Regions from separate parts of the Mus musculus genome. Here regions 1 and 3 are each linked to region 2. Evidence: chromatin loops called from intact Hi-C (ENCODE). Cell type or tissue: left cerebral cortex. All regions are shown on one strand. Region 1 holds the start of Bub3 (BUB3 mitotic checkpoint protein). Region 2 has its middle 82 kb from the start of Gm34645. Region 3 overlaps Acadsb (acyl-Coenzyme A dehydrogenase, short/branched chain).

Region 1 (8,000 bases), 180 kb after region 2:
AAAAATTGAAATATGAAATGATTGCATATGTAAATATGAATACTTTATGTTTATTTAGAAGGTCAACGTCTTCCAAAAAGGCAAAGAAAAAAGAAAATTAATTTAAGATATATGAAGTACTAAACTTAAAAAATAAACCAGAAAAAGATCAATTTATAGTGACACGACTGCATCCAGAATTTTACCTTAAATCTTTACTGTACAGGTGACACACAAGCTTCTAAAACTGCTTTCTATCCGCACTGATCATAAATCAAGGGAAACCACTGTCATACTACTGACTGGGTATATACATTTATCAAAGAAAGTATTAAAAAAAGTGACATAATGAACTTCGCTGAACCAGTAAGCAGCTTGCTTCAGTGTGGCTGTCCATTATATGATAGTCTGTCAGCAATTTATCACAGTTCTTAACATGCTACATACAACCATAAATCAAAACTAGAAACAATGCAATTATTTTATTCTGAACAAAGGTCTTGCCAGGAGTAGAGTCGACTGTGACGGGACAAAAAAAAGAATGGCTCTTTGGATTCACTGCTGTGTGTAACGACGGCTGGCAGGGCCCACCAGTGTATTTACACTAGGGAATGGACTCAAGTGAAGAATACTTGAAACTGCTAAAACAATCCATCTTTTAAATTAACTACTACCCAATAAAAGTCTGGGGAAGACACAGCCTAATTGTGTTTATGAACAGACTGAGAAGTGAGAATACACCCAAATCGGTTTTAAAAGCTCCAATCACAGGAGGCAGATTCCGTTTTCTCCAGGGACAAGACCCCTGGGAGGTTATCCAATCCTGAGTGGTCAGCCACAAACACATGTATAAACAACAACACCAAATTGTGTGTGTTCACATGTGTGCACGGTGTATAAAACAATCCTATGGGAGAGGCCAGGCACCTGAGTGAGCAGAGGAAGTCAGAAGGGGACGATGTAAATAAAACGTACTCACGCATGAAATTCTTAAAAATATATATATATAAAAAACCACACAGGCATCATAGACATAAATGGTTTTATAATTCAAAGGTAGAGGCTGTCAAGCTGGGCTGACAAAAGGTAAGACCCAACTATGGTGTTGTCTGTGGGAAAGGAAATTTAGATTCAAAGGTGTTTAAAAACTCCATTTACTACAAGCCTTCAAACTACATCTGTCAGCATTTAAATACACACACAGCAGTAACAGTCAGAGAACACAGCTCTCTCTCTAAAGCTGAAATGATTCCCTTTTCATTCTCAACTGTCAATTCAAATGGAGCCTCAAGTCACATCTGAAAATGAGTCATGTTCCACCCCATCTTCTGGTTTGGGGTGTCAGACCAAACTTAAGACAGTAAGCCTCTGTTAATGGCTTCTATGAAAAGGTAGTGAGTTACCTCTCAGAGCCGAAGCACTAACAATGGACTGAAGAGGAATTCGAGCTCTTGCTCTCCGGCCCAAGTTTAATAACTGACAGAAAAAGATGACCAAAATGTAAAAGTTAACTCCCTTCGCATTAAAGCATTTCTATACAGTTAGGTTTCTCAAACACATTGCCAATTCTTAACAACAGCACACTCTCCAACCACCACACCCCTGGTGCAGATAAAACCCTACCTTTTCCGGCTGGGAGAAAGTCCCAGCATTACACGGAGTTCTGGGGTCCCACAGTTTAACTGTCTGATCCCAACTTCCAGTTACCATCACGTTCACTTCTGGACAGTATTCAACACATCTGATAGGGGCATCGTGAGTTCCAACAAGATTTTCTATTGCAAAGAAAAGATAAAAACAACACAGCTAGCTTTACTCTCTCATAGGATACCTCAAGTGAACCCATGGGGCTGTCAGCTGAAATGAATTCATCTCGGTCACTCCACAGAGATGTCTGCATGCAGAGCAATCGCTCCACGACTACAACGTTAGCCAGTCCTCTCTAAGTGACCTCACACTGCCCAGGTTTGGTCATTCACTAGCAGGAAACCAGCACAGTGAACTGTGTGAGGATGGTGGATGGCTAACTTGATCCTAGATTTTGTAAGAAAACTGATTAACACTGTACCTTTGGTTGTATCTAGTGCATGCTTGGTACACTGTAGGTGCTCCAGAAATACTTGGCGAGTGAGCTAAGAGTGGAGATCTCTGGCTTCCTGCACCCTGACCGCACTTGTCTTCCCATTAAGTCAAAGCTAGTATGAAATGGTTACAGGATTTGAAGGCTGAGGGGAGTCTTTCAATTAACTCACTTGCTTCTCATGGTAGGGTCCAATTTCTGCTACATAATTTCCTTCCTGTCAATTTCAACTTTCACAGTATCTCATTTGTTCATTCAGTAAACATCTACTAAATATCTACTGTGTGCCAAAGCCCATGTGACAGACAAAAAAAAAGGAAGAGGACCAGGACCAGGATCAGGAATGTAGCTCAGGCAGAGTGCTCTCCTCGCATGTGCATATTAAACACACAAAGTCACTTTTGGACAGAGGCCTCTTCCAATGAAAAATCATTCCTTTTCTCCTGGAAACAGAGTCTTAGTAGTCTAGGCTGGCCTCAAACTATCTATATAGCCGAGGCTGGCCTTGAATTTCTTATCCGCCCGCCTCCCCTTCCCAAGTGCTGGGATTCCAGGAGCAGCATCACACCTGGCTCAGATGTGCTTCTCAGTCCACTCGGATTGCTCAAGCTGGCCTCTAGGTAGCCACATGTCTACACCCCCACCATCGCTTTCCAGTATACCTACATCCAATACAGGGCAGGCAAACAAAGCTCAGAGCGCTTTGCACGTCTTGGGTTCCATTCCAAATCCTGCCACAGTGAAATCATAAACCTCTTAAGAAATGTTTTTACACAGCCAACTGAAATACATTCTCCTGCTAAGAACGCAAAGGCATCACTAAGATAAATATGACGGGGCTACCGTGCTCCATTTTTAAAATGTACTTTTTTTTTTAGCCTGTGAAAAGACCAACCTAAAATATCAAACTGTCCAAAGAAATCCTGACAAACCGGACCCTGAGTCCAGTCCGCTGCTTAAGACTTCTAATAGTGACAGTCAAATGCTTAAATGATGCTTCCACTAGACACTTAAGACAGTGCTCAGGGGCTGGAGAGATGGCTCAGCAGTTAAGAGCACTGGCTGTTTGCTCTTCCAGAGGTCCTGAGTTCAATTCCCAGCAACCACATGGTGGCTCACAACCATCTATCTGTAATGAGATCCAATGCTCTCTTGTTATGTGTCTGAAGATAGCTATAGTGTACTCTTATAAATTAAATAAATAAATCTTAAAAAAAAAAAAAAAAAAGACAGTGCTCAGAAGGGGCTTTACTGCAAAATTCAGGTTCCATTTGTGGTAACTTAATCCAATTTTAAAAGTCTATTATCAAAGCCGTGTTCCGCCTTCACATAAGTACTGAAAACACCTACTCTTCTTAAATAAGCATTTCTACACAAATACACTAGTAAAGAAAAACTGGTAAAATGTAGCTATATTAATACCTTGATCAGTGTTCAAATCGTGCATTTTCAGTTGATGATCTAATCCACCACTCCAGGCATGCGTTGGATCCTACAAAGCAAAATTTGGGTTTGATTTTTTTTCTTTCTTACTTTTTTTTTTTTTTTTTTGGAAGACACTATGTAGCCCTGGTTGGCCTCAAAACTCAAGAGCTCTTCCTGCCTCTGCCTCTGGGATTAAAGTTGTGGCCACCACATCCTCCCACCCCACTCTTACATTTGGAGCCAATTCAAAGTTACAAAGCTTTAGCAAGCATTTTCAACATTGCTATTTCTACAGCCAAGTGTTATGTCCAGTGTGACAGAAACTAAGAAGCAAACAAAAATGCAAGTTAGTGATCTCCACAAGGAAGCAAATACAAGGTGGACACCAGGAGTTAAGGCTAAATTAGACAACATTCATTACTTTTCAAAGGATAGCTAAAAATCAGTCTTGCTGCTAACTTCAATTATCTATGTCCAGAAAGTTTACTCAAGTCTGAATTTACAAATGGAGATTGAAATTGCCACGAGAGAAGAAATAAGAACACAAACCATTGTAGTAGGCTTGATGCCAGGCTAAAGGGAAGAATTCCCGAGTAGTTATGAACTATCAGAATTCTCGAACCGTGTATGAGATGCTACTGGCAAGGCCTAGGACATCTCAGTATTAAGGGGACAGGAGCAGAAACTGAATCCACCTACGTAGAAGGCGCAGTCCAGGACAGCACCAGTGTGCTGGTACTTGAGCCTCATGGAATTGGCGGGCACATCGTAGAGGCGCACAGACGTATCCCAGGAGGAGACCAGGAGGAACTGGGATGTGTTGGGGCTGAACTTAACCGAGGAGATGCCATCCTCGGGTGGCTGGTTCAGCTTGAATTCGTTCGAACCGGTCATCTGTAGAACAAAACGCTAAGTCTGAGTTCCTAACCGGAGCAACAGAGGCCGGCCACGGCCTGCGCCTGCGCGAGTCCCCCTTGATCCAGGCCGGCCGCCATCCCGCTTCCGCCGAGCTCCACCCGGCCTGGCCTCCTTCCTTGCCCGCAGATCCCCATATAAAACACAATGGACCTCGACCGGATCCCTCTGTGCATCGATGCGCCGGCCACGGGCCACAGATCCCGCTCCGCCCGCCCTCGCCCGAACCTCTACCTCCTGTCCGCCTAAGCAACGTTTCTGCACCGGCCACTACCGATCCGCTTCCCTCCGAGCACTCGCAGGCAAAGCGGAGAAGGCGGAGAGGAAGCTCCGGAGCAGGCCTATCATTGGCTGATTTTGAACGCCAACGGCTCGATCTCGGCAGCTGATTGGTCTGATTTACTGCTTGCCTCATTTTCCGCAGTCATCCTGTTCCGGCTCAAAGGGAAGCCGCGTTTCCCCCCCCCCCCCCGTTCACCGGGTCTCTTAGTACCTCCACGCCGAGGTTACATCTCTGGAGCTGCGGAGGGAAAACTACAACTCCCAAGTATGCTCAGGTCATGAAGGCGTTCACGCCCGCCCACAATTGTATGCTGCATGCTGGGAGTTGTAGTCTCCCTGGAGCTGCTTGCCTGAACATCCACAGACTAGAAGGCAGAAAAGAGATTTTATCTAGCTCTTGTGACATCCTTCTCCTCTATCTCTCAGACACAGAATTTCATTTTGGTTGATAACTACTATAGATATAAATTAATATTTTCTTTCTAGCCGTGCACATACCCCTGGACTTAATCCAGACTAGTCATACTGAAGAATAATTTCTAGTCAAAGGTACTATTTGCTTTTATTTTGCTGGGTTATCAATTTGTGAACTAGAGACTCATTTCCCTTGAGTTCTAGTGATCTCATTTTTATCGTTTCATCTCTCCACAGTTTTCAAGCACCTGAATGTCAGGCCTCTTAAGCAGCTCTGGGAATACACACTCAGTCAAACTACTCCTTGCTTTAGAAGAGTACCACACCCATAAGGGTGAACAGAGCAGGACACAAATATTTCCAATCTTTAACGATCAGCCAGAATCTCTTAGGAATGTTCATCATAGGACCTAGCATTGTGACTGTCCTCCCTCTCCCACCTTCCTCTGCATTATCATGGAAGTTGCAGGCTCAGTTTGCTGCACTTTCTGTTTCTAGAATCCTCTAAAAAATATGAGAATCAAAAGGTTGTTTTGGTTCTGTGAGAGAAAAGCAGTACTTAACAAACAACATAGTAGCATACTGACATGCAAAATGTTACTGAGTTTCTAATTAATCCTTGGATACAACTTCTTTTTCTCTGTCCCATCTTTTTGAGACAATCCCTTTTATTTTGAAATTGTTGCATGAAGTAGGAAGTTGTCTCTAGTTTTAAACTACTTAACTTTCAAGGTACATTTTTAAAAAAAAAGAAAAGAAAAGAAAAGAAAAATGATCTTGCCGGGCAGTGGTGGCGCAGCCAGCACTTGGGATGCAGAGGCAGGTGGATTTCTGAGTTCGAGGCCAGCCTGGTCTACAGAGTGAGTTCCAGGACAGCCAGGGCTACACAGAGAAACCCTGTCTAAAAAAATAAAAGTAAAGAAAGAAAGAAAGAAAGAAAGAAAGATCTTATGTGTGCACAGACTCTGAACTAAATGCACTTAAGATTCCTGACAATAACACACACACACACACACACACACACACACCAGTCTTTTGTCCTGATGATGGTTATTATGGCTAAAATATTCTGGTTGTCTTCCCTCTCCAAATAGTTCTAGTATGTGGTTCTTTCTCTCTCTTCTCTTTCAACAAATCAATGGCCAAGTTCAATTTTTTTTAATGCATTGAGTTGTTTTGCATTCTAAGTTTAGCCAAATAATTTTACCTCTTGACTTATTTGGTTCTCTTTCCCAGTTGTTTATTTAATTCTATTACTGTTTCCAGATTCTGAGCATAAATTACCTGCTAATAAAATCTAAGCATATTTCATTATCCCATGTGTGTATGATTCAGGCCCCTCTGGCCGCACACTTGCAGCCCAACTCTATTTGAGTTTTAAGAAACGTCAATCTTGTAAATCAAGTTTAGAGCCTGAAAAGAGATGGACTATTTTGCTGATTATTCAAATGAATTGCTAGACTTGAGATAGGAAATCTGGCCACAAGCAGAGTCTTGACCATTTTACAACACAAATGTAAAGTAAGTATGTGTGTGTGTGTGTGTGTGTGTGTGTGTGTGTGATATTCAGTTACCTGTTGCAGTGGTGAGTCGCCTGCCACAGCTAATGTCTGGGTGAGTAAAGAGAGTCAGATATATACCACATGACAACTGCGGGAAATGGCATTCCCTAAAATATTATGGGCAAACTCAAGTCGTTAATGCCGACAGTGACAGGAGGAGGAGGTCACTACCTATGGAGAAAGCCATCCTGAAGCAAATATGATGACCCAATACTGTTAAATCCATCACCGAATTGTAATCTGCTGAAAGGCAGATCAAAAGCATCCGAACGGAGTATGTTTTTTTACAAGACAGTCCTCTGAAGTAATGTGGTTGTTTCTGGGTGGAACACTCAAAGAATGCTGTCAGGGAAAGAATGTAGAGAGGTTATCTGGAGTGAAAACTACGGTGACAGAAAAATACACATATCCAATGAGCAATTGAAAACACATATTTAATAAGTAAGAAGAGAACTGATAGGCCTCTTTGTGTTCTCCTTTGGACCACCCCAAATTTAGTGTAGGTTCTTAGCACATGTTGAGACCTCAACAAATACTTATTGAGGTGAACACAGCTAAAATAAAACAAATGTAAGCAAACCAACCTAGTATTGCCCGGTGCATTCTTGTGTAGCATCCATCTAATGTCACCTAGGAGGAGTTGCAGGTTTTATAAAATATAATGTGTTAAGAAAAAAATAGGCAATATCAGAGCAAATCTCTTCTGCCAGGCATATTTCACGGAATGATATGGGCCATGTAAACGTTTACATTCTGTGAATTTCTACAAAATGCAAGTCATTTCGATGCCCCCTTGGCTCAAAGAGACCGGTCCCTCAGGCACCAGGTTTTCTTCTGAAGAAAGAAATAGATAGGGCCTTGGCGCTGCAGACTCCTAGCTCTTTGCACCCTGATCAACCACTGAGGGGAGGCGGGCTGGACCTAATAACTCTACCTGAGGCCTCCTCCAAGCTCCAGGCCCATTTCTGACATTTAACAAGGAACAGGTGGATGCTATGAAAACGTAGAGAAAATACAGTGCTGTGATTTGCATGATCCTGACGAAGCAGTTCTCCGGGTGCAGAGCCTCCCTAACCCTGCATGGAGGCAGGCAGCCGGGCACTGCAATCCTCAGTGCTCAATTCAGAAACAGCTGCTGCAAGTTAGCCAGTGATCCGACCTTTTTGTCATTCACGGGCAAATTTAACAACTACAAAAAGAAACTAGGGAAGCGCCCGTGTCATCTGCTCCACGAATCCCTCCAACGAAATCTGACCCTTAGGCATCACTTCCCGCTCTGCGCAGAACTCTCGCAACTGTGTCACCAGCGGGAGACCCCTGCGAGGGCTGCAAGCCAGTCGCCT
Region 2 (8,000 bases):
TACAGGCTTTGACTTTGGCCTATGCTGTACATATTTAGAACTATCATGGCAAAAGGGAGAGAGAGAGGAGAGAGAGAGAGAGAGAGAGAGAGAGAGAGAGAGAGAGAGAGAGAGAGAGAGAGAGAGAGAGAGAGAACCAAACAAAGAAAGACAGACCCTAATACAGATGAAATGGTAACACTTGCCGTTTGATGCACATCAATGACTTTAGAACTCCGTACTCTTCCCCTTCAGCCTAAGTGAGCTAGGCTCAAAGGATAGAAACAACCACAGAGTCTGCTCTTCACACCAGTGAGCTGGAGATGCTACTGTCCCTGGGACACTGAAGCCAATGACATCCTGGTACTCTACAGATGGAATCTATCATAGCAACCAGGAAGGTGCTAGAGAAAGCCACAGTTGCCACTTAGACAAGGGAAGCACAAACGACCAACCAAGAAGTGCTATCCATTCACATGGGAGCGGTGAAAACACAGTTTCTCCTCGGCTCCTCCCTGAGTGCCTTCCCTTTGCCTGGTGACTTTGCAGTTTCTCCCATGACAGAACTGGTGTCTCCCTCCGTGTCCTCGACTGGAGGGTAACTATGTGCCTTCTTTTGACCAACAGTCTCAGGGCACATCACAGTACCAGAAGCTTGAAAGTTTCTTCTGTACTTTGGGCTTGCTCTGTGGGGCTATCACCATCAGAACGGGACTAAGCTAATCCACTTGGAGCTACAATGGTAAAGACAGCCTGACACTGGCCTGAAGACAGGCAGGCGGGGGGCGGGGGGGCAGATTAGAGAACCCAGAAACAAAGCAACAAGGCTGTGACCACCTAATTTTTATAAAGCTAGCAAAACATGTGGTGGGGAAGAAAAAAAAAGATAACCCATTTAATAAATAGTACTGGCAAAACTGGGTATCCCCCTCAGAAGACTAGACTTAGATCCACATCTTTCATCTTGCATAAAAACCTTTTTGAAGTGGACCAAAGACCTTTGTACCTCAGCCGCCACTCCTCAGGTACTGCCCACCTTGGATTTAAAAAAAAATGATTACTATTTTATTTTTTGATATTAAAGTGTAATTACATTATTTTCTTCCTCCTCTTTTCTCCCTCTAACCCCTTCCGCATAGTCCCTTGCTCTCTTGCAAATTCACAGCCCAAGGTTGATGTCAGAAATCCTCCTAGATGACTTTCCCATGTTATTCTTTGAAGCAGGGTTTCTCAATCAATCTCAGAGCTCATCCATGAAGCAGGCTTCTCTAGTCTGCTTGCTCTGAGATCTGTCTCTCTGCCTTCCTAGACAAGAATAACAGGAAAGCCACCACATCCACCAGGCATTTTATCTGGTTCTAGAGATTTAAACTCCAGGCCTTTTGCCTGTGCAGAAAATACTTTAATTCTAAAGCCACCTTCCTCATCCCCTGAGCAAGTCTTTTAGAGAGGCACAACTCAACCCACACGTCCTCACAACTTCATGATCAGATCTCCCAAAACACCCGAATTCTGCTGACATACAATTCCTGCGAGCTCCAACCCATCTGTGATCTATCTCTCGGCCTCTCATCTAGATTCCAAGTTAAGCATTACCTGTCCCAGTACGTCTCTGGAACTGCCAGACTCCTTCCACCTCCCAGTCAAGACTGCACACACCCTGAGGACAGGATCTGTCCTCTTCACTCATCTTAAAGCCCTCATTCCTGGCCAAGCAGGTACTCAGCAGACTCAACGTGGAGTTCATGAGTGGCCCACTCAGGTAAAAGCACTACATGCCAGGCCTGCGGAACACAAAGATGTCAACTCAGGGGAGCCAGTGTCTCTCTAGGGGAGAAAGCAGAAGAGAAAAACAACAACAATAATAGCAACAAAAGCCACATCTAGAGAAACACTGGGTCACCAAGGCTGAGTGAAGAGAAAGGCCGACTGGGAGGGAGCCCAGCCTAGGCAAGCACTGGGGGGTGGGGGGTGGGGGAGCGACACAGGCTTTTGGTCTGTTTACAGTCAACAGTGAGAGCCATTCTTGTTCAAACTCAATGTCCAGAGCAAAGTTGTTAGTTGTCTAAAAGATGACATTTCTTCATAGTCTACTACCATCTCAAAGTGAAGGAAATTCACACTCAGTAGGCTTTGTTATGGCTAAAGGAGCTACCCAGCTATGTTTGCATCTGATTCCAGTCCTTCAGCCCCAGGAAGCCACGGCCTTGATCATACTTTGGGTCCCAAACCCTGGGACTTTAAAAAAAGGTCTCTGGAATCACGCAGCAAATGCCCTGGAGGAGATGGGCAGGAAAGCTCACGGGGAGGAATCCTTGCCTGATGTCCAGGATCCTGGCTCTTCCAGGCCTCACAGCAGCAGGGAAGCCCACAGTGCTACCTGGCTCACTCAGAGTGCATGGAGTCGTCTTGTCATTCCTCCCCTCGAGGTGGCTTCTCGCATTAGTCTGGTGTGATTCCGTTTTTTGTTACTTCCTGAGCGTAACTAATCCGATTTGTCCCTTGCCCGGCACACACACACAGAGTCCTTCCCGCTCTGCTCCACACCACGGGAATGACCCATTGTGCTGAAAGAAATCCATGCTGATCAATGTGGGGCAGGCTGCATAGAGAAGGCAAATTACAGAAATATGAATTACAGATAACCATGATTAATCCTTCGGCCAGACAGAGCCCCATTCCCATCATGCCCTTGGGCAGCACAGGTGACAGGGCTAAGGACAGCACTTGGAATGGCCGCCTCACCCAGCCATTCATTACCATGATGTCCCCATCACTGAACCTCCTGATGAGATTATTGATTCCAGGAAATAATTATATGAAGTGTAGCGTGTAAGCTCCAGCTATTGTCTTTGTAAGTGCCTAACACAGGGGGGATGTGAGCTTTGGTCAGTTTCAGAAGGGTCTCCCTTTTCTGAATTAACTAGCCGCAAGTTCTCAAAGTAACTTTCACTGGAAGAAAGCAAGACCAGGCATGGGGTGGGGAACACGGAAGGGAAAAGGAAAAAGAAAAAAGAAAAAAAATCAAATCTATCTGGGAAAGGCCGGCAGGAAAGATGGAAAGTCTAGTACCCAGTAGATGGTGCTGTGATCAAATTCTAAACCTGTCACACCAGCCGCTCAGAAACTGATAGAGAAGGTGAGGAGAAATGACAGGCCCATCAGCGTTAAAGGCATACAGTTAAATGGCTTCAGCCATTTCCCTCACTTTAGATAAAGATTAATCAGGATGACAGCGGCAGCAGCGATGACGAAAGAGGGGGAGAAAGGAAGGCTTCCTGCTAGATACCATGGGCTGCTGTGGTCAGCGTGAAGCCAGACTCCGTGGTCAGGGTCACACAGAGCCAAACAAGTTCGTCTCCCCGCAACTTCTGGGGCCCCGCAAGCCCCCATGGAAATCCCTGGAAAATCAGACAAGGGTAAAAAGAAGCTTTGTCATTGGATACTAACCAATGCCCAAGACATCTTTAATTTCATCTGTACATTTTTTCCACAAAAAGAAATCTGCCAGAAAAGTTGTTTACATTTGTTGTTTGCTTTTGTTTTTAATAAATAACAGGAGTGGAGTCCAGTATGGAAATTATTGCTATTTTTTTTTCTGATGCAGCCTCTTGGCTCGCTCCAATGTCCTTCCAAGGTGTGGGTCACTCACTCAGGAGAAGGAAGGGCAGTCTTGGTGAAGCTGGTATTCTGGGGACAGCTGGGAAAGCAGGTAATGACCCTCCTGAGGGAGAGGGACCTGGAAAAGACAGTGGGAGGTACAGTGTGCTGAGATTTGCCATGATCCCATGGTCAGCTGCCTTCCCGGGACACCCCAGGCGTGCAAGCCATCGTGCACAGATACACAGAGCTAGCTTAGGGCTCATTGACAAAGGGTCAGTACATTGAAGAAAGCATGTGCCCAGTGCCCTGTATTCAACTAGGGCAAAGGTCAAGGTCAGATGTGGACTGTTGAGAGGCAGCCTGGCTGTTGGAGGCAGTGATGGGCTGGAAACAACAGATGAAGGTCCATGGTTTCACTGCCAGTGAGGCTAAAGGTGGGCGACCAGCTCTCCTGGTATCTCCAAGCTTCACATTTACAGGTCAGCCAACTGCTGATGTACAGACTATTTCCTTGTCTCCTAAATACCAGAGCATAGCACCCCTCTACTTGGCACTGGCCATGTGTTAAGCTATTATTAAGGCATCTAGAGATGAGTACATGAGTAGGTAAGGGTGCATTATATGAAAATGTCTCACCTAGCCATGACTGAGTCAGCGTTCCCTGGGCTTTGCTGTTCCCTACAATACTGAGGGACAGCTACATGAAGGTGCTCAGCACATGGAGATTTCTTCCTGGGAGCGTTCAGTTGGCCTTGGTGCCATCCAAAGGCAAGAGTACATAGGGCAGTAATGAAAGAGGAAGAAAGTAGACCTTACCCCTGAAATCCCAGCATGCAACTGAGAAGGGAGGAGGAGGAAGAGGACTGGGCAGTAGTCAGGAGGTAGGCATCAAAAGATCTGGGATGGGAGGAGCAACTCTGAGAGCCCCAACGAGCAGCTGACTGAGACAGAGGCAGATCCTTACACCACCCATTGAACTGAAGTTGGGACCCCTGTGGTTTTATTAGGAGAAGGCTGGAAGAAGCTGAGGAGAAGGGCCACCCCATAGAAAGACCAGCAGTCTCAACTAATGGGGACCCCTGAGCTCTCTCAGACACTGAGTCACCAACCAGGCAGTATACACAAGCTGGTCTGAGACTCCCCAACACATATACAACAGAGGACTGCCTGGTCTGGCCTCAGTGGGAGAAGATACAGCCTAGCACTCAGGAGACTTGAGGCCCCTGTGGGGAGTGGGGAGGATTGATGGGGTTGGGGGAGGGGGGTGAGTCATCCCCTTAGAGACAGGGGAGGAGGAATGGAATGAGGAACTGTGGGAGGGGACACCAGGAGAGGGCAACAACTGGACTATAAAACAATAAAAGTAACTTTAAAAAAAGAAAACAAAGTTTGACAGAGGAATAAAAGTACAAGGGCAAAGAGCCTTCCTCAGCGCTAAGTTCCTCAAGAACATCTACTGGGTCCCCATGGTGTCCCATGGCAGGCATGTGGGTTCAGCAGGTGTAACCCCAACTTTTACTACCAGGGCTTCATTGCATCAACACTGCCCTGAGGAAAAAAGAAAAGAGAATCAGATGGTCAAACCAGTGTAAGGTTCGTGGAGACAGCGGTTTGCTTGTATGTGTTGGGGGGGCGGGGTGCATATTGTTTGTTTGTTTGTTTGTCTTGATATGCAGTACATTAAATTTCCCAGGTTGGCCTTCACCACCAGGCCTAGTTCCTGCAGTATAGCTAAGCAGTCCACCACTGATGCAGCCTGGCTTGGAAGAAGCACCAGGCTCAATGAAGGATTCTGGGACCTCTGGGTCTCTCTTCTGACAGGCAACAGCTGGCCTTTGTCATCTTCCTCACCTAAGGCTCCAGCAGACATCCCAATGAGAGAGGAGAGAGGAGAGACAGGATGCCCACGGAGATCTGCACTGCATCCTGACTCGAAGGCACTGCAGCCCCCTCTGCCTTCTTCTTTGTGTCATGTTCACCCCTTCCTATCAGGGAGGCATTTAGACTTACCTAAATCTTTTGGCATTTCTGGACTGGAGGGAAACACACAAAGTCGGAACACTTTTCTCATAAATCACGTTCGCCTGTGTAACACGTCTCTCGTTCTTCATCACTGGGCTTTGGATGTGTTTCCCTGGGCTACAGAATTCCATCTACCCCACAGCGGGTTCCCACTAATACGGGGTTTCAGCACCCTGACGCTTTCAGGGATACGTCTCTCCTAACTTAACCCTAGGGCCGCGAGCAGGGGAGGTGCCACCCACAGCACAACTATGCACTTTCCCTTGCAGACTTGTTCTCAACACTGGCTTGTGATGAGTCTGCCATTTGGAAGCGGCACCCAGATCTGCCTGATGGTTACTGCAGTCATGAATTTTGCCACCATATTCCTTCAACCACCAAGTGCAGGGATGTGACCTGGGTCAGTATGATGTACTGAATATAGGTTGACTCTCTACCGGGACCCCTGAGATCTCTCAGACACTGAGCCACCAACCAGGCAGTATACACAAGCTGGTCTGAGACTCCCCAACACATATACAACAGAGGACTGCCTGGTCTAGTTGAGACTGCTGGTCTTTCTATGGGGTTGCCCTTCTCCTCAGCTTCTTCCAGCCTTCTCCTAATAAAACCACAGGGGTCCCAACTTCAGTTCAATGGGTGGTGTAAAAATATAGAGGGCCGTTGTTCCACCTGCTAAGCCACGGCTTTGTCTTTGAACCCTTGGCCTCCTCTATGTCCCACATGATGTTACTGAAACACCCTGCGGATAGATCCACATCTGAGCAGAGAGAAAGTAATTTGTAATCATCTCAGGACTTGACCACAAAGGAGTAATAATGAATCTTTGCTCCGCATTGATCACCATCTAGTGTCCCATCTTCCCAAGCAATGGTCTAGCTTTGCAAATAATGAAAACGGCGACTTAACCGCCACCCACATCCAAGCAGGACACCACCCCCTCCCTGGGTCTACCCTGACAGGGGCGTGGGGGAGATTTCAAGAAAGGAGTTGTGAATGAGGAAGGCGCAGTTTTCAACTGCATGGAATTTAGCCTGGCAGGGACCCAGAACTGTAAACAAGTAATTACACAGATGAGCATTTAATTACACATGCGAGAGATGCCTAGAAGCAGTGGGGGTGGGGATCCTGCAAGCAATGGCACTGCCCAGCCTCATCAAGGGGCAGGTGTCTCTAAGAGAGTGCGCCTGCAACAGAGACCTAAAGCAACCACAACATCAAGGAGGAAAGAAAAAGCAAGAAACTGAGGGAGGCTGATTAGGAACCTGATCATGCGGGCTTCCTCCAGACAGTGCCTGCCTTTTGACATCTGTGGCTGACAGCAACGATATAGCTAGGGGAAGCTCTGGCCCTTAACAGAGATGAGGGATCGTCCTGGATCTTCAGTGGGTATCAAGTACCCAGCCTTATCTTCTACATCCTCCTCAGGTCCACAGAGCCCTCAACCTTTTTTCCCCCAGAATCTCTTTCCCTGTGTGCTTCTGGGATAGGGCCAACCAATCCTCCTATGCAAGATTCCAAAGGCAAAAGTGGGCATTGGACTTTAACTCTAGGGTAGCTGCACAAAGGTGCATGTACCCCACTATCAGGTCTGCAGATGAAGGCCAGCTCACCCTCCTTGGAGCTGAAGGTGGGTGAGGTTGGCAGAGCTGTCCTCTTTCTCCCCAAGTTTACAGAGGTCAGGATAGGTGATGTCAAAAGGAGACTTCTGCCAAGTAGCAGTTTGTTTGCCTGCCCTTCTCTCTGCCCTGTAAGCCTTCGTGTCTGTAACCAGGTCTGTCTTCTAAACCTGGAGACCCAGCCTGGAAGAAAGAGCCGCACTGAAATAGTTCATGCTAAGGAGACAGCATTTGGTGGCAGACTGTTGCATCTTCTCTGAGGGTCTTCATTTCAAAGCCACTGCTTGGGAGCCAAGAGAGAGATGTGGATGTGGGAGTGATAACATCTGCAGGCACCTGTCATGGAAGTCACCCTCTGCAGGTGTACAGGTCCTATAGTGGCACTACAGGAAGGTAGTCACAGTCCAGGGCAAACATTGGTATTTTTCTGCTGCCAGTAAGATGCTACTTGGCCCTAGGGAGGAGAAGGGAGGGCTGGACTAATTAATCTCCCTACATTCACATATTGACCAAAGAGAACACTTCAAAACTAAGTATAGAAAGTGTTCAGGTGCTGGAGAGATGGCTCAGTGGTTAAGAGCACTGATTGCTCTTCTAGAGGTCTTGAGTTCAATTCCCGGAAACCACATGATGATTCACAACCATCTGTAACGGGATTCGATGCCTTCTGCTGGTGTGTCTGAAAAGAGCAGCCGTGTACTCACAGACATAAAATAAATAAAATCTTCAAAAAAAAATGTTAAAAAGGAAAATGTTCACAGACACTTGTCACATTTC
Region 3 (8,000 bases), 300 kb after region 2:
TGCAGAGGCTGGAAGAGGGCATCAGGTTTCCTGTAGCTGGAGTTCGAGGAGGCTGTGAGATGCCCTGAGGTATTAGAAACCAGACCCTTGCTGGCTGTGGTGGCGCACGCCTTTAATCCCAGCACCTGGGAAGCAGAGGCAGGCGGATTTCTGAGTTCAAGGCCAGCCTGGTCTACAAAGTGAGTTCCAGGACATCCAGGGCAATACAGAGAAATCCTGTCTCGAAAAACCAAAAAAAAAAAAAAAAAAAGGAACCAGACCCTGGTCCTTTGCAAGGACAGCAGACGTTCTTGACTGCTCAGCCTTCAGCTCCTGCCCCCAATTACACCTTAAATTATTTTGAAAAAAAAAAAAAGTACCCTGGACCATGGGTACATGGAAAGATTATATTAGATATAAGAAATGTGGCAGCAGAATTCTGAATATAAAAGCTAGAAAGAATAAGCCCATTCATGGGACTGAGAGTCACCTGCTAGCTCTAGGCCAGGAATGCAAGACCTCAGAGAGAATGGAGACCTCAGGTGTCCTCTGCTGAAGTGACCAGGTGGCCCTGGAGGGGAAACCACAAACTGAAGTCCTAAGATGGTACAGGAATTCAGGAATTGGAGACCATTTTTTTTTAGAAGTCAAGCGAATAGGACAGCGGCTGAAGAGTAAGAGGTGGATCTTGAGAGAAACGACATAAAAGCCTCAAACCAAAGAACCAATTAACCCCGAACACAAGGGCACTGCCTGCTCCTGCTGAACCCTGCTGGACATGAACAAGAATGGATGAGGGCTGCCTTTCAAGAGCTATTTGAAATGCCAGCGGGATGTTCTGCCCTTTGCCTAGAATGTGCAATGCTTTCCTAGAATGGAGCAGCGGGCTGCTGCCCTGGCATTCAGACTTCTGCATCCAGTTTCATTCAGACCAAGCTCCGTCATCCTCTATGCTAGTAGCCAGAGATGCTGGGGCCAGCTTGTTCTGAAATGTTTGTTCTTCCAGAGATCATCCTGGTTGCTGAGGTCCTGTAGAAATTACAGACTAAGAAGGAAAAAAATCAGTGGGAACAAGGTAAAGATGTGTCAACTCAGGGTCAACTGAGTTAAAAAGAGTGCTAGCCCAGGCAGCACCCTGCCCATACCAAGGTGACTTGCGAGAACACAGACACTGACAATCTAAGTCCCTTTAACACAGCATTCAAAACTAAACATAAGGTCCATGTCTTTTTTTTTTTTTTTTAATTCCCACCATCCTTCCTTTCTTCTTTTTCTGCAGGGTCTATGAACTCAGACTGCCTTGGAACTTGCTTTTAGTCCAGGATGGCTCAAAACCTATAATCTCCCCACCTCTGCTTTTCCAGCAGGACTTCAAGCATACACTTTTCTATATCTAGCAACCTTTCATGTTAATACATTTCAACCTGAATAATTCCCAGGATTTCATGCCCACTGGGCAAGTGAGGGCATTATTAAACACATTTGAAAATGAGCACAGCACTCATCAATAAGTGTATTTAAGCCTGTGTCTGGGAAAGATGGCATATTAAAGGAACTGTACAACTATTGTACTGGGGCTGACCACTAGGCTGGATGAGCCCTCTGACTCCTAGTCCTCCACGGGTACAACACTATTCTGTCTGATGTCACATCCTAGCATCCTCCTCCTCACAGGCTCTCTTGGTAAGAAGGCAAAGGAAGCGCCATGGAGCCTCACTTATGGGGGTGGAAGTAAGGTGAGTAGATGGCCCCTGACAGCGTTGGTTGCACGGACCTAGGAAAGCAGTAGGTATATGTCTTCCCAGAAGGTCTTTGGGATGGAAATGGGCATCAGTGATGAACTCTGAGAACATGTAGAGAAAGTTCCCTTTCTCTTCCTCAGGCAGGCAGGATGGCAGGGAGCCCTAGGCTTTACTGAGCAAGTTTTCGTGGGTGACACTGGGATAGAAACAGAAAAAGGGGTCTTTGGGATAAGAGTTGTTTTGAGAACCCTTTTCCAGCCCTAGTTTGATGAAGTTCTTAGGGAGGCTTCTAAAGAGACAGATTGCCAGGCCTGAGGCCCAACCAGAGGACTCTTGGCTCTAGAAATGAGCCTTTTGAAAAGCATTCTAGATCATCCCACCCTTACTAAAGGCTTCATGTGAGGTTTTCTGCCTCAATTCTCTGGCACTTCAACTCAAATTTCCAAAGCCTGCTGGGCTCTCTGCAGAATGACTAAGCTTCTGTAAGGCAAAGGGCACTGTCAAGACAAAACGGCAACCAACAGACTGGGGAAAGATCTTTTCCAAAGATCTAAATCTGATAGAGGGCTAATATCCAATATATACAAAGAGCTCAAGAAGTTGGACTCCAGAAAACCAAATAACCCTATTAAAAAATGGGGTACAGAGCTAAACAAAGAATTCTCAACTGAGGAATACCAAATGGCTGAGAAGAACCTAAAATAATGTTTAACATCCTTAGTTATCAGGGAAATGCGAATCAAAACAACTCTGAGATTCCACCTCACACCAGTCAGAATGGCTAAGATCAAAAACTCAGGTGACAGCAGATGTTGGCAAGGAGGTGGAAGAGAAACACCCCTCTACTGCTGGTGGGATTCCAGGGCCAGGAAGCAGGAGTGGGTGGGCTGGTGAGCAGGGAGAAGGGGGAAGGGATATCCTCACTGCTCTAGAGGATAGTGCAGCCAGTTGGAAAGAAAAGTGGGATACATGGGCAGCATCAGGATGGAAGTGGTCACTGAAGGGAGAAGAAGCCAGTCAAGGAGAAGAGGCCTCCGGCAGAGCAAGGCTTCCAGGAAGGCCATCTGAAATCACAGTTGGGATAGATAGAGCAGAGTACCAATTCAGGGTAACAAGGAGGACTTAGGCATTGAAACTCAGCCACAAAAGTGAAAGCCGACAAACAGGGATTGAGAGAGAGGATATAAGGATGGATGAGGGGCTACTGGAGATAAGGCAGCCACAGTCCATTTCCAGACCTGCACAGCAGTGGCTCACAGGAATTTAGAAAGTTTTGTGAAATGGGGTTGAGGTCAGTTGGATTCAAATTTATAATATTCCTGTCTTAGTCTCCTGACTGCTAAGATTACGACCCTGTGCCACCACAACAAGCTGGGAAATTTCAGTTTTTTGTTTGTTTGTTTTCTTATCTTGAGACAATAGATTTCTCTGAGTAGCCTTAGCTGTCAGAGAACTCATTCTGTAGACCAGGTTGGCCTTGAACTCACAGAGATCTGCCTTCCTCTGTCTCCCAAGTAATGGGATTAAAGGTGTGAGCCACCACCACCCAGCAGGAAATTCAGTTTTTCAGGATGAGGATAAGAATGTGTTTGTAGAGGGAGGGAGGGAGCGAGTAGAATTACAAATAAAATCAAGAGTGAGTATAGCTCATTGTCAATTTGTATTTTGGTATTCTGCCCTGATGGTTTGACAGATTAACCCCTTAAGAGAAATCTGACACAGAGGTAGTCATTGAATGGACACCTTTTCCTTAAAGGGCCAAAAGGTAAATATTTTAGGCTTTGTAGCAAAAGTCAACGTCAAAGACATTGTGTTATTTACATACTGCTTAAACAGAAACCTGTTCTTATTTGAAGCTATGTCATGCATTTTACTACCCATTTATAGCACAGAAACCTGTTATAGGCTGTGACAAAAATAGGCAGTGTGGATAGAAGGTACACTGGATTTGGCCCAAGTCATAGCTCACTCACTCAATTTAAAGCAGGCACCTCGTTCTTGGTCTAGAGACTTGGGGGAAGTTTCTTTCCTTCTGTCCTGATGACTAAGGATGAGGTAAAAGGAAAGTTTAAATCCTAGCTACATGAAGTTGAAAATATTTAAAGCAAGAAAGTTGGAGTTATGGGAAAAGACTGCAAATGCTATAAAAACAAAAATAGGAATAACTGTATATTTAACAAAACTGAAATAAAGACAAAACTAATTTTAAAGAATATCTCATAAAAAGGGAGAATTCTCCAAGATGATCCAACAGCCATGAACTTTATTACCCCTAAAAACATAACTGGGAACTACATAGAGCAAAACAAATAGAAATAAATGAGAATAATTGACAAAGCTGTAATCGTGGGCATGACTTCAAAATCAACAAGTCAGAAATGGGAGCTGGGGTGCAGACATAAAATCTCAGCACTGGAAGCCTGAAAGCAGGATTGCCATGAATCTGCGGCCAGCCCAGGTTACACATGAAGCAGGAGGATTGCCATGAGTCTAGGAAAGGAGGGCAGGCTGTTTACTCATCCTGACTCCCGCGGCTGCATCATCTCTAAGCCCTGCTCTTTCCCATTATTACAGGAGTGGAAGGTGTCTGCCCTGTCAGGGTCTGCATCCACCCCTTCCTTTCTTATCACACTCATCTGTCTGTTCTGAGACTGGGTGAGGCCTTTCATCATTTCCCCCATTTGAAAGTCAAGTAGACCTTATCTCTTTGGATTCAAGGTCTAAATTTGTTTTATTTCTTCCTACTGTTTTAATGTAATTCCTATTTCAACTGTATTTATACAACCTTGCATATTTAACTATGATTTGCATTGTGGAAATTAATTTAGCTCAATAAACATTAACTGTGCAAAGCAAAATTACCTAGAAAATGTCAAGTTTCTTAATAAACATTATCCTTTTGCAAAAGCACCAAAATACTTTCTATCTAGAAGTAACGATTATTTCCAGCAACTGCGTGAGCCTCGGGCATTTTTCACATCTAACTTGTGATGTTTCCTCTGGAAATGTGCGACTCGTTTGTCTACTGTCTACTTCTCTCTCCAGGGGACTCAGGGTCTGCAACTAGAGCGTCTTCTCCCGACTGTAAATCCCTAACACTGATCAATGGCTTCACCAGCTGGATATCTGATTAGGCTTTGCCTGTTTTTCATTTACATTGTAAAACATAGATCTTTGTCTTCACAAATATAAAATTATCTAATATACTATATAAATGACTACATATATTTATACTGAATGTATGTTTTCAGACTACCAAGTCTCCATTCCCTATCCTTATGAGATTGTGATATTATTTTCTTATGGGGGTATATTTCTCTTAAGAATCAATTTTGAAAACCAAAATTGAATTTCTCAATTAATTACTATTTAGGATAAAGTCCAATAACCAAGTTTGAGGGAAAATACTCAATTAAAATACAGAAATAAATCATACTACCAAAAAATAGTGCATGATCTAATAAATTATTTTCAGATGATTAGGCCAAATTACTTAAACTTTATAGTTGAAAACTAATACAGGGACATGTTTTTTAAATGGGCTGCTAAAAGCCACCACATAATACATCTTTCATATAGTTCAATTATAGCAGCCAAACATACTCCTTTTGTTGGTTAAAATAACATTTGGGACTTTTTGTTATTGTCAATTATATGGCCTACAAGCTACACTTTTTATTTTCTACTATTTTTGATATTTAGAACTAAGATTCTAGATTTTTCCAAATAAATTTTATCAGCTTCTACCTTGTTTAGCCACTTACCACTGAATCTATAAAGTATTGAATAAAAATTGCCAAGTGTAACAAACGCTCCTCTGGCTCATACCACAGTACAAAGATTTAGTAGGAATATAAAGTGACTATTTCTGTCAGCAATACCAATACCTCAAATGGTTTCTTCTTCCCAAATGCTGCTAGAGTGAAACTTTTGTATACTCTGCAACTAGGATGAGAAATATGCGTTCAGAAGCTTAGAAATAGACTTAGAGTAGATTGGAAAGAGACAGGAACAAAATCCAGGCCTGAGACCAGGACAAGGGAAGTCCAAGGAAGCCCTGCACTGCTCTAGACCCTGCTCAATAAGGCACAGCAGCTGGAAATGGTTTGTCAGTGACGCAGAGGGCCCATCCCACAGTCATCAGTACTCTGCATCGATGTGCTTGGCGATGGTGTTCAGCTGGATGTTGGAAGCTCCTTCATATATTGTACCTTAAACAACAGGGAGAAATGGGACAATTAGGAGTGTGCCCACAGCTGAAGAGAACCGCACAGAGATGAGTATGGAAGACACCAAGCACCCCTGCACTTGCTCTCAGTAACAGGATTCAGTTTCTAAAGTGATTCTGACAGGGTAACAGTTTCCCATTTGATCTGCAGCCCACTAACACCAGCTTTGAACAGACGAGGACTTGGCTCTTTGAGCATCAGTGTGCAAGCCCAGCTGCTTCTACGGACCCAGCAGCTTTCAGGGCTGCCTGCCGTTTGCTCTCCTCGCTGCTGGTGGAGCACTGGAGCACTCAGGCATGATGAGGAAGCTGCCTTCTGAAATTAGAACCATACTTCAAAGAGCAGTATTAGACTCCAGGAATGGTAAATACCAACAACTTCTGTAACAGGAAAATGAAGATAGCGCATTTTGTCGCAGTTCTCTTAAAAGGTCTACGGAGGCATTTTAAGAGTCAATTTGATGTTTTTAGAAATATAAATTCATTTTTCTGATAGGAAGAAGGAAGAAATCCAGCCACGAAAAGTCAATAAACATTCTGTAGAGATTAAAATGCTTTTACCTAAGTAGCAGTAATATAAAATCGACAAACACAATAGCCCAAATACCCACAGTGGCAAATAAAACAGGAGACCATGGAAAGCCTGCTTACCGATCTTGGCATCTCGGAAGAATTTCTCCACAGGGTAATCTTTGGTGTAGCCGACCCCTCCCATCCACTCGATGCACTTGCTTGTTGTTAGCCCAGCGACCTACCAAAGGCAGGGAGCAGGCTATAGACCAGAACTTTGTACAAGGTGAGCCTTGGAGTGACATTTTTAGGAGCACACATTCACTGTTAGCAAGTGGAAGGGCTGCAGTTATTTCTCTAAAATTCCCCATTAAATCATAGATTTTTTATTTTTTGAAAAAGAAACCAGACTTGTTCATAAGCACACGCATGCCAACAGGCACCATTTCTTAGCAGGTAGTTACTGAAGGTGGGGGAAGACAGACACTACCCTTCCGGTCCTTGTGATCATTTAGAGAGACTTTAAAACACTTGACACAGATTTTATAAGCTGCAGAGAGCAGAAGAGCCTGTCAGGAAAACTGTTGTGAGGAAACAGCTTGGCTGAGGCCTACAACAGCAGTTAGGGGTAGTATAAGCTAAGGAACAACACAACATGTATAAAGAATCCAAATAGAGCAGGGCCCCACTGGCCTCGGGGACCAGCGAGACCGGGGTTAGAGTGAGAGGGAAGAAGACACTGGAAGGGCAGGCTGGCCCTGGGAGGTGGGCAACAGTTTGACTATTGTAATGGCTCCTCAAGGATGTCCAAAGAGAGCTCAATTCCCAGAAACTGGATGTGCCATCCAACCTGTCAACAGAGGGGCTGTGCAGCTGGGACTTGAGATAAGAAAATTGTCCTGGGTTATTGGGATGTAGCCCGTAATCAACAACAGTGCTTGTAGAGGAGGAAGGATGCTGGACAGCTAGTCACTGAAGACAAGGAAGCTGACCACAGCAACGGGGGTGGGGGGGTGGGGTGGGGGAATGGGACAGGGAGGGGGAGGGGGAGGGGGAGGGAGAGGGAGAGTCCTTTGAATATGCTACATTGCTGGCCATGAAGATGAACAAAGGAATGTGAGTCAGGCCCTTGGGAGCTGGAAGATTCTTCTCTGGAGCCTCTAGAAAGCCTGTTTTGCGAACATCTTTATTTGATATCTGTAAAGCCAATTTCAGACTTCTGACTTCCCAAAGTGGCAGCTGATAAAGGGGCACATTTTAAAACACTACATTTCGGGAAATTTGCTTGCTGTAGCACTGTCAGAAACTAATATGAATATTAGTTCTATTTACTGTGAGAAGTCACTAAAAAGTTCCAAGTGACATCATGGCCACCAAAAAGACAGCAAGATTGGACTGGGGACAGCAATAAGGACCATGAAAGAAGCTGGGTGCCCCAGGAGTTTGGCTAAGAAATGATGTTGCCTGGACAGATAGGTGGCAGAGAAAGAAACAGAGAGGCGGGAGAGAGACACACAGAGAGACAGCAAGAGAAAGAGAGA

Evidence for each region. A loop is a pair of places that touch in the nucleus more often than their neighbours do. Peaks named below come from ENCODE experiments on the same cell type or tissue, not always from the same donor. Only the 100,000 strongest peaks of a DNase experiment are listed, where the experiment ranks them.
Region 1: it touches region 2 in a loop (3-fold over the local background); 6 of 42 quality-filtered maps call a loop at or near these places.
Region 3: it touches region 2 in a loop (2.2-fold over the local background); 3 of 42 quality-filtered maps call a loop at or near these places.

Annotation. Positions count from the first base shown.
Region 1 is chr7:131,557,088-131,565,087 of GRCm38, reverse strand. It overlaps Hmx2 (H6 homeobox 2), which reads right to left. Exons shown (of 2, transcript NM_145998.4): 2 at 7,074-8,000. Bub3 (BUB3 mitotic checkpoint protein) reads right to left here and starts at 4,718. Exons shown (of 8, transcript NM_009774.4): 1 at 4,634-4,718; 2 at 4,184-4,378; 3 at 3,482-3,551; 4 at 1,603-1,754. The coding sequence starts at 4,378. In left cerebral cortex, no CTCF peak of the experiment used is centred here; DNase peaks (open chromatin) are centred at 4,870 and 7,905; H3K4me3 peaks cover 1,111 bases; H3K27ac peaks cover 634 bases.
Region 2 is chr7:131,742,073-131,750,072 of GRCm38, reverse strand. No RefSeq gene overlaps it. Among named protein-coding and RNA genes, the nearest start is that of Gm34645, 82 kb to the left of the region's middle. In left cerebral cortex, a CTCF peak has its summit at 3,063 (motif pointing right); a DNase peak (open chromatin) is centred at 3,082.
Region 3 is chr7:131,442,169-131,450,168 of GRCm38, reverse strand. Acadsb (acyl-Coenzyme A dehydrogenase, short/branched chain) reads right to left here. Exons shown (of 11, transcript NM_025826.4): 10 at 6,601-6,700; 11 at 3,958-5,932. The coding sequence ends at 5,862. Among named protein-coding and RNA genes, the nearest start is that of Gm39099, 16 kb to the left of the region's middle. In left cerebral cortex, no CTCF peak of the experiment used is centred here; a DNase peak (open chromatin) is centred at 3,662.